Regions from separate parts of the Homo sapiens genome. Here region 1 is linked to region 2. The links are chromatin loops, found by intact Hi-C in ENCODE. Cell type or tissue: A673. All regions are shown on one strand.

The links. A loop is a pair of places that touch in the nucleus more often than their neighbours do. Peaks named below come from ENCODE experiments on the same cell type or tissue, not always from the same donor. Only the 100,000 strongest peaks of a DNase experiment are listed, where the experiment ranks them.
Region 1: it touches region 2 in a loop (12-fold over the local background); 3 of 110 quality-filtered maps call a loop at or near these places.

Annotation. Positions count from the first base shown.
Region 1 is chr4:25,493,532-25,498,531 of GRCh38, reverse strand. No RefSeq gene overlaps it. Among named protein-coding and RNA genes, the nearest start is that of ANAPC4, 120 kb to the right of the region's middle. In A673, no CTCF peak of the experiment used is centred here; a DNase peak (open chromatin) is centred at 2,571; H3K27ac peaks cover 3,517 bases.
Region 2 is chr4:25,437,344-25,442,343 of GRCh38, reverse strand. LOC105374536 (a long non-coding RNA gene) reads right to left here. Exons shown (of 4, transcript XR_925494.3): 2 at 598-814. Among named protein-coding and RNA genes, the nearest start is that of ANAPC4, 63 kb to the right of the region's middle. RefSeq lists a silencer at 554-663. In A673, CTCF peaks have their summits at 631 (motif pointing left) and 2,232 (motif pointing left); DNase peaks (open chromatin) are centred at 613 and 2,223; H3K27ac peaks cover 1,014 bases.

The sequences.
Region 1 (5,000 bases), 56 kb before region 2:
GAAGTGGCTGAACTTCCCTCTAACACAAGGACCAGACATGAGCTTGCAGTAAGAATATGGTCTGGCTCATTTTAGAAGAGATTCTTCCAAGATGGCGGCCTACAGCCAGAGAGGACCCTGGTGGTAAGAGGCTGTGATGTGAACCATTGGAGGTAGAAACTGAGGCTATGTCAGGAGCAGCCAGGGGCAAGAGAAACACTGCCTGACATTCTGGAGTTGCTGTTGAACACCCCGAGCAAGGGAGTCTCCAGAAAACCCATATAAGTGCCCACAAGAGAGAGCCAGCTCCACAAACCTCCCAGGTCTGCAAAGCATGGGGTCAGATTATTCTAGTACCAGCCAAATAAGAACTCTCTATCCCTTACCTCTCTTCCTTCCTCCTGCTTCCAGCCCCAAAGGAAGAGAGGTTTAAAGAGACAAGCTGGCCACTACTACTCTCCTTCCTAGACCAGAGGTCTGAAGACAGAGATATGACTGAAAAGGACCACAAGGCTTTTTATTACCAAAAATTGCCAGAAATGTCATGCCTTTGTTTTCATATAGGGGAAGGAAAAATCCCCACAGACACTTTAGAATGGACTTTCATGATTATATGCAAAGAATCATGAATGTTTCATTTCTAACAATATTTTCTCCACCATATCCTGAGGCCGTAGGAATTCATGGAGCTAGACTCATGGAAATTGCAACACTTGGCAATAGATTGAAAGATAGTGGATGAGAATACACCCCTCTCTCTGGCCCTCTGCATTATGATATTTCTGACATACACCATGATTCAGGAAACGATCTGACAGATGGGCCAAGTGGGGCACTAGTGACAATCAATACACCAGCTACCTAGTACCCAAGCTGTTTCTTTCTGAATTTTTGGATTAAGAGTAAATAGAATGTCTAACACTTCCTGGACCCCAATATAACATCCACGAACCTTATTTTGAAAATTCACTGGTGAACTCTTACAGGTTCTTAAGCAAAAGAGAAATATGATAAAATCTGGGCTTTAGCTTGACCTTGGAGACTTGGAAACTAGGAGCAGGAAGGCATAGAAGGAGCTGATGGGGGAGAGAAAGGGATCATGGCAGAGGAGATGGACAGAGTTTGCTAACTCTGATTCAGATGCTCAAGGGGCTCTGAGAGGGAGGCTCACTGACAAGCAGTCACCCTTTCCAGAACATCCTAAATAACAGTGACTGCCCCTCTCACAGAAACACAGGACAGTCTACATCCATCAGTCAGAAGGCTGGGCATGGTGACTCACACCTGTAATTCCAGTAATTTGGGAGGCCAAGGTAGAAGAATCACTTGAGCCCAGTAGTTCAAGAGCAGCCTGCACAACACAGTGAGATCCCACCTCTACAAAAAACTTTTAAAAAATTAACCAGGCATGGTGATGTGTGTCTGTAGTCCCAGCTACTCAGAGGATGAGGTGGAAGGATCAGTTGAGCCCACAAGGTGGAGGCGGCAGTGAGCTGTGATTGTGCCACTGTACACAGCGGCACTGTACACAGCCTTGGTGGTGGAGTAAGACCTAATCTAAAAAAAAAAAAAAAAAAAAAGAAAGAAAGAAAAGAAAAGAAAAAGAGAGGGACAGAAAAGGAAATAGCAGAGCAGGTCAAGCCAGTCAAGCCAAGCCTGACCTGGCCCACCTACAGCACAATCAGATAAGTCAGAGGGTTTACCCACACTCCGTTCTTTCTCCCTGTCACAAGCAAATGAGAAAGGGGAAGGGTGGGGGCATGCTAGGATTGATGAATGGGGCAACCAAGCCCAGCTCTCCACTGGCTGGAAATTAGGGCCACCCCAGGAAACTCAAAAGCCAAGGAAGAAGGCAGAAGAAAAAGCTAAGGAGGAAGATTGCTCCTCAAGAGTTCATGAGAAGGAAGGCATGTGACAGCTTTGTGACCCATTCTCCATCTTCACCTCAGGACCTTTCTACTGAAAAGACCCTTTCAGACAATCTGTCCAGAAACAAACACATCAAAAGCACAAATAATAAGTGAAGTGACTTTAGGAGATGAGGAATCATGCTAGTTCCTGGAGAGATAAATGGTGGCAGGTGTGGGAGCCAGCTTAGGTCCATGTTGGAACCTTAACTCACTTCTGAGCCATGAGATTTGGGCAGGGTGCTTAAATTCTCCAGTTTTTAGTGTCTTCTTCTGAACAATCGTGTCGATCACCACTGCCTCAGAGACTTGATTTACAGATGAAATGAGGGCCGGGTGCAGTGTTTCACGCATGTAATCCCAGCAGTTTGGGAGGCCAAGGCAGGTGGATCACCTGAGGCCAGGAGTTCGAGACCAGCCTGACTAACATGATGAGACTCCATTTCTACTAAAAATACGAAAAATTAGCCAGGTGTGGAGGTGCATGTCTGTAATCCCAGCTACTCAGGAGGCTGAGGCAAGATAATTGCTTGAACTCGGGAGTTGGAGGTTGCAGTAAGCCGAGATTGTGCCATTTTGCACTCCAGCTTGGGCAACAAGAGCAAAACTCCATCTCAAAAAAAGAAAGGAAGGAAGGAAGGAAGGAAGGAAGGAAGGAAGGAAGGAAGGAAATGAAATGAGATGATACAAGTGATAGGTCCAGCACAGGATCTCATGCACAAGAGGTTATCAAGGACTTAAATATTATTTTCCAGGGTCCACAATATGTTACAAATATTTTCTTCTCATCTGTCACTTGTCTTTTTTTTTTTTTTTTTTTTTGAGACGGAGTCTCACTCTGTCGCCCAGGCTGGAGTGCAGTGGCGGGATCTCGGCTCACTGCAAGCTCCGCCTCCCGGGTTCACGCCATTCTCCTGCCTCAGCCTCCCAAGTAGCTGGGACTACAGGCGCCCGCCACTACGCCCGGCTAATTTTTTGTATTTTTAGTAGAGACGGGGTTTCACCGTTTTAGCCGGGATCGTCTCGATCTCCTGACCTCGTGATCCGCCCGCCTCGGCCTCCCAAAGTGCTGGGATTACAGGCGTGAGCCACCGCGCCCAGCCTGTCACTTGTCTTTATATTTTGTTTGTATGCTTATTTGTCATACAGAAGTTTTGTTTTTTGTTATTACTATTTTTTTTTTAATTAGAGACAGGTTCTTGCTCTGTCACCCAGGCTGGAGTGCAGTGATGTAATCATAGCTCGTTGCAACCTTGAACTCCTGTACTCAAATGATCTTCCTGCATCAGCTTCCCAAGTAGCTGGGACTACAGGCACATGTCACCATGCCTAAGTTTTTAACTTTCAGGAAGAGATGGTGTCTGGCTATGTTGTCCAGGCTGGTCTCAAACTCCTGGGCTCAAGTGATCCTCCTGTCTCAGTCTCCCAAAGTGCTGGGATTATAGGCATGAGCCACTGTGCCTCGCCAAGTTAATGTAGATTCATACTTTTCTGGATTGCTAAGATTTTTAATCAGGTGTTGGTATTAAATTTAATTAAATACCTTGTCAACATTTATTCAGATGATCATATTTTTTTTCTCCATAAATCTATTGCTGGAAAAGATGGCAATAGATTCACTTCTTCCTCCCTTCCTTCCTTCTTTCCTTCCTTCCTCTCTCTCTCTCTCTCCCTCTTCCTTCCTCCCTCCCTCCCCCTTTCTTCCTTTCTTCTTTCTTTTTCTTTCTTTCTTTCTTTCTTTCTTTCTTTCTTTCTTTCTTTCTTTCTTTTCTTCCTTTCTTCCTTTCTTTCCTTTCTTTCCTTTCTTTCTTTTTTTTCCAGACAGTCTTACTCTGTTGCCCAGGCTGTAGTGCAGTGGTGTGATCTCAGCTCACTGCAACCTCCACCTCCTGGGGTCAAGCAATTCTTGTGCCTCAGCCTCCCAACTTGCTAGGATTACAGGTGCATGCCACCATGCCCAGTTAATTTTTGTATTTTTGTATTTTTTTTTTTTTAGTAGAGTTTGGGTTTTGCCATATTGCCCAGGCTGGTCTCAAACTCCTGGGCTTAAGCAATCTGCCTGCCTTGGCCTCCCAAAGTACTGGGATTACAGGCGTGAGCCATGGCACCCAGCCTGTTAATGTCTTATTTAGGCTATTTGCATCTCTGCTCATAAATATATTGGCCTATCATTTTTTTCCCCTCTTCTTTTGCTTTTGTGTGCTCATCATCCTGTTTTATTACATTGGCAAGTAATGCTAGCCAAGTCAAATGAGCTGGGAAGTTTCCCATCTTTCTCTATGCTCTAAATACAATTTATAAAGTGTATGGAAAAGCTTAGAGGTTTTATATAGTTTGACTCAAAAATAGTCTGGTCTGCTATCTTTGTCTCAAGCTAGATGGAGCAAGCAGGAGAAAATATTTTAAAATACCCTTTAGATTTATTTTAGGGTTATTCGACTATTCAGGTTTTTTATTTCTTCCTGAGTTAATTTAAAAATTTTCCTTGGCCGGGCACAGAGCCTCTCACCTGTAAACCCAGCACTTTGGGAGGCCGAGGTGGGTGGATCACTTGAGGTCAGCAGTTCGAGACCAGCCTGGCCAACATGGCAAAACCCCATCTCTACTAAAAATACAAACATTAGCCAGGCATGGTGGCACACTCCTGTGGTCCCAGCTACTCAGGAGGCTGAGGCACGAGAATCACTTGGACCTGGGAGGTGGAGGTTGCAGTGAGCCGAGATTGCACCACCGCACTCCAGCCTGGGTGATAGAGTGAGACTCTGTCTCAAAACACATTTTTTTTTTCCCTGAAAAATCACCCATTTCATCTTTTTTATAGAACAAAGTTTTACTAAAATATAATTCACATACCATGCAGTTCATCCATTTGAAGTGTATAGTTTAATGATTTTTAGAATATTCACAGAGTTATGAAAAAATCCACTTTAGAACAGCTGCATCATCCCCAAAGGAAATCCATAGCTGTCAACAGACACTCTCGTTTCTCCTCCACTTCCTCCACTCCTGTTCCTAGGCAACTACTGATCTACCAGTATATGTAAAAAAAAAAAAGCATGTCATCTGCAAGTAGAGATAGTTTTATTTCTTCCTCTCCAGGCTACATTTCTTTTA
Region 2 (5,000 bases):
CTGCGCACCTTAGGGCCTTTGCTATTGCTGTCCTCTGGCCCCCCCATCCCACCACCACCCCACCCCCCACAATCCCAGATATTCACCCAGCCTCTTCTCTCACCTCACTCAGATCTCTTCTCAAATGCCCTAACCTAGATAGCAACTTCTTCCCTCTTCCTTCCTTTCTCTCTAGCTCCTTAACCTGCCTCACCTTTCTTTGTAAGCTGTGCTGTTATGTGAAATTACCTTGCTCATGTATTTGTGTACTTGATTATTGTCTATCCTTCCCTCGCCATTAGAATGTAAGACCATAAGGGCAAGGCTTGGATGTTGATCAGCGCCCACAATGATGATGGCATATCGGAGGCACACAGTGTTTGTTGAATGAATAAATGACACCCTAACTTCCTAATATGGCACATCATCTCTCCATGATCTCTGCCCACCTCTCTAGCCAGACTTCTTGTTCCTCTCCAGAGAACACCCCAACCACACTCAACCTGACTTACAAGTCGGAGGAGGTGACCCAATCATTGACACCTCCAAGCTTTTGCACACACTGTGCTTTTGTCTGAAATGCCCTTTCCTACTTTGTCAGTCTAGGGAATGACTTACCCATATTTTCAGTTGGACTTGAGCGCCACCTCCTGATGAAGCCTGCCCAGGTTCCCACAGGCAGAGCTAAGCCCAACCCCTACACCTCTCATCTCATCTAGGTGCTTGTCCATCTGTGTCCTCTCCATCCACTCAAGGGCAAGGGCAAGGTCTTCATCTTGCATCTGCGGGAGCTGGCACAGAGCCTGGTTCATGGTACATGCCCCAGGAATATTGGCTGAATAAAAGAAACAATGAGCAGAAATCAGCCAAACCCCCTGAGTTTTATTTCTCTTAATATTACCCTTAAAGTGACAGAAATGATAATGCTAATTATCTTTAAAGCAATGCCTGAATATATGAAAGAAAAGTGAAATTTTATTTTTCTTTCTTTTTTATTTTTATTTTTTAAGGCAAAGTCTCACTGACTCTGTCACCCAGGCTGGAGTGCAGTGGCATGATCTTGGTTCACTGCAACCTCCGCCTCCTGGATTCAAGTGATTCTCCTGCCCCAACCTCTGAGTAGCTGGGATTACAGGCACCTGCCACCACGCCCAACTAATTTTTATATTTTTAATAGAATTGGGGTTTCATCATGTTGGCCGGGCTGATCTTGAACTCCTGACCCCAGGTGATCCTCCCAATATGCTGGGATTACAGGCGTGAGCCACTGTGCCCGGCCTGAAAAGTGAAATTTTCTAAACTTTCCAGGATGCTCTTGAGGCTCCTGACCCCCAAGTACTCCCTCATAGCTTGTGGGAGCCCAGGCAGAAGTCCAGGGAGTGGAGCAGGCACCAGGACCCCACCAGCTTCCTAGCAGAGCTCCACCTGAGTGTCAGGCAGAGGTGGGAGTGAACCCCACGGGAGGGGAGGTTTCAGGCTGACCCAGCTGACTCTAGGATTGAGCTTTTTCCTCTAGGAGAAACACGCAACATCCTCCGCCTTGCCCTCCTCCAGGAATTGAGAAAATGTGTGGGGACACTGCTTTCTTATCACCGCGGAGTTGTCTAAGTTGAATTTTCCCAGAGAAGTTAGCAGCATTAGTATCAGTAAAATGAATGTGCTGAATGTTCAACTTTTTCTTTTTTTCTGTCTGTTTTTGGTCTTATCAGAAACTCCAAAAATAAACATTCTTTCTCAGGCTTGACCCTCACATGGCCTTGGTGTTCCCCTTCTGAAGAAATCAAACGCAACAATGGAAGGGCTTTGCACAGCCCTGGCCACATGGCTCCCCTCCAAGGCAGGCCTGTCCTCTGATGGACGTAGGCGGCCAGCCAACTTGTGATTTAAAAGTTGGCACTTCATGTAATTGCACTAAAGAGAAAAGAGATCCTGGTGGGTAGACACAGGCTCTGGATTGTTAGAAAATTACGTTTCTCATTATAAATTGTGATTTTAAAGGCAATTGTTTCACTCCTAAAAGAGGGCAAAGAGATAACAAGACTAATGGACAGATGGGCAAAGACTAGGATGATGATGGTAGTGGTGGTTATGTTGAGGAAGAAGATAATTTTTTAAAATCAAGAGAAGTAGTGTCAAGCTTAGTGCTTTTTTCAGACCTACAGATGTGAAATCAAAGTGGCAGGCACCATGGGGATCTTTGCTAAAGATAATAGAGGCCCATCTGATGCCCAGCCTAAGGTATGGCTCCCTCTAGTGGTCAGAGGAATTTCTGCATTGGCTCCTTCACTTGTAACAGACGCTCAGGCTCCAGCTTTTGATGCAAGCCAGCCAGGAGTTGAGACTTGGTCACTGGGTTTCCAGGGTGTAATTTTTCCCACTTTCACCTCCTTCCCTATCTTCCATGGCCTCTGGCTCCCAGCCCTACAATTTTCCAAGATCTCCTTCTATAGGTCCCAAACTAACATAAATAATAATATTGATTTGTCCAGTAACCTAAGGTTTACAGTTTGCTTTTGCATCAATTATCTGAATCCTATCCTTGTAAGGTAGATGTACCCATTTTATAGGCAAGCAGATTAAGTCTCAAAAAGGTAAAGTGACTTGCTCAAAATCACAAAACTAGTTAAATTTAGCACTGGGAGTTAAACTGGTATAGTCTGAGCCCAAATCATGAGCTTTTCCATTTACATTGCAGCAGCCTTCAAAAGGGGGAAATTATATGGTTGATTTGAAATACAGAGAAGTAGAAAAATGCTATGAATTTCATCATTTTCATAAACATCACACGGGGAGAAAATGTACTTAAATGAGACTTGCCTCTAATCAAATATGTGACCTTGGCCCTGAGGGGCTGATTCATGTAGGTTCAATAGTACTATAATCTACAACTTGATTGCAAGGTTAAGGTCTACTAAAACTGTTGGTGGGAGTTAGAAACTCAAATGGCCTAGGAAAAGCAATAGCCTTTCTGTGAGCCAGGCTGGGACACACTCCCTAACATATTCCTTACTTGTTCCAGCATACCTGAGCAATAGAGAGCCTCCCTGCAGGCATCTTGTCATACAAAGGGATTTTTCAGCTATGGACATCCCAGAATAACATACAGTGACTCCAGAATCATTACTTGCAGGTACCAAAAGTTTTCAGTAAAATGGTGAATCCCAAAGTTCTCCCTGGTTTACCTTTGCCTATCTCTAGCCTTCATCCTCTTCCTACTTCCCCAGGCAAGACCCTTAAATAGGCTCTTCACAAAAAAGGATTTACAAATGGCCAAGAAACATATGAAAACATGCTCAACTTCATAAGTCATACACAAATGCAAGTAAAACCACAATGTCAACCCACTGCACACCAAAGAGAATGGCTAACATGAAACAGACAGGTAATACCAAGTCTTGGCAAATAGACGGTGCAACTGAAACACTCAGACATTGCTGGTGGGAGTGTAAATGGCGCAATCACTTTGAAAAAAACTGTTGTCATACACCTTATGACCCACTCCTAGGTATATACTCAACAGAAATACTTACACATATGAACCAAAATAAAGGTACAAGAATGTCATAGCAGTTTATTCCTAATAACCTAATAATGAAAACAACCCAATACCCATCAACAGAATAGATAAGTAAATTGTGGCATATTCAGACAATGGAATATGATAAGGGAATTAGAATAAACAGATTGTTGTTACACACAACACAGATGGATCTTACAAAAATAATGTTGAGAAAGAAAGTAAACACACAAACACAAAAATACATGTACAGTGCGGATAAGTCTACTTATAGGAAGTTCAAAGCCAGATGAAAGTAAGATATGGTCAGCATAGCAGTTATCTTTTGAGTGGGGGGCATAAAGTGGGCTTCCGGGATCCTGATAATATTCTGTTTCTTGACCTGAGGGTTGATCACCTGGGTGTTTTCACTTTATGATCATTTATCAAACTATATTGTGACAATTTGCTTCCTTTTCTTAATGTATGTAATCCTTTGATAAAAAGATTTTAAAACTCTATGATTTTAATAGAAATATAGGATGAGTATTTTTAAAATCATGGTGGATTGGAAATGTATGGACAATCTGGCATATTTTCAGGTTGGCTGAGTAGCCTGGCTGATGACTAGAGTCATTGGTAGCTGGAAACAGCTATGGTACTGCAAATAGGAGTTGAAATAGGAGTCAAAACACAGTGCAGATGGCAAATAGCAGGAACAGCATGTGGCTGGCTGTTGTTGGTCCAGACCATGCCTGCACCTGCAGATATCAATCACTGTTATGAGCCTCATCCAACATAAAGGAAGACTTTCACAGACCCAAAGAAGTCTCTGCCAAAGCAGGTGCCTGCTGCCCATATTTATTCATTTGGTGTCCATCTAGCAACCTATCCAATGCACTGTTTCTCAAACTGGGGCCTGAGGATGTTCCAAATGTTCATTGATGGAAGATTCTTGGGGGCCTATGAACTGTTTCCTGTAAAGGAGGCCATAAATAACTTAAGTTTGACAGTATGGAGATTCCTCAAGAACTAAAAATAGAACAACCCAGCAATGCCACCACTGAGTATCTACCTAAAGGAAAAGAAATCATTATACCAAAAGATACCTGCACTTGTATGTTTATGCACTATTCACAATAGCAAAATCATGGAACCAACCTACATGTCCATCAGTGATTGACTGGATAAAGAAAATGTGACATACACACACACACACACACACACACACACACACACACACACACAGAATACTACACAGCCATAAAAAATGAAATCATGGCTGGGCGTGGTGGCTCACGCCTGTAATCCCAGCACTTTGGGAGGCCAAGGCAGGCAGATCATGAGGTCAGGAGATCAAGACCATCCTGGCTAACACAGTGAAACCCCGTCTCTACTAAAAATACAAAAAATTAGCCGGGCGTGGTGGCGGGCGCCTGCAGTCCCAGCTACTCGGGAGGCTGAGGGAGGAGAATGGCGTGAACCCGGGAGGCAGAGTTTGCAGTGAGCCGAGATTGCGCCACTG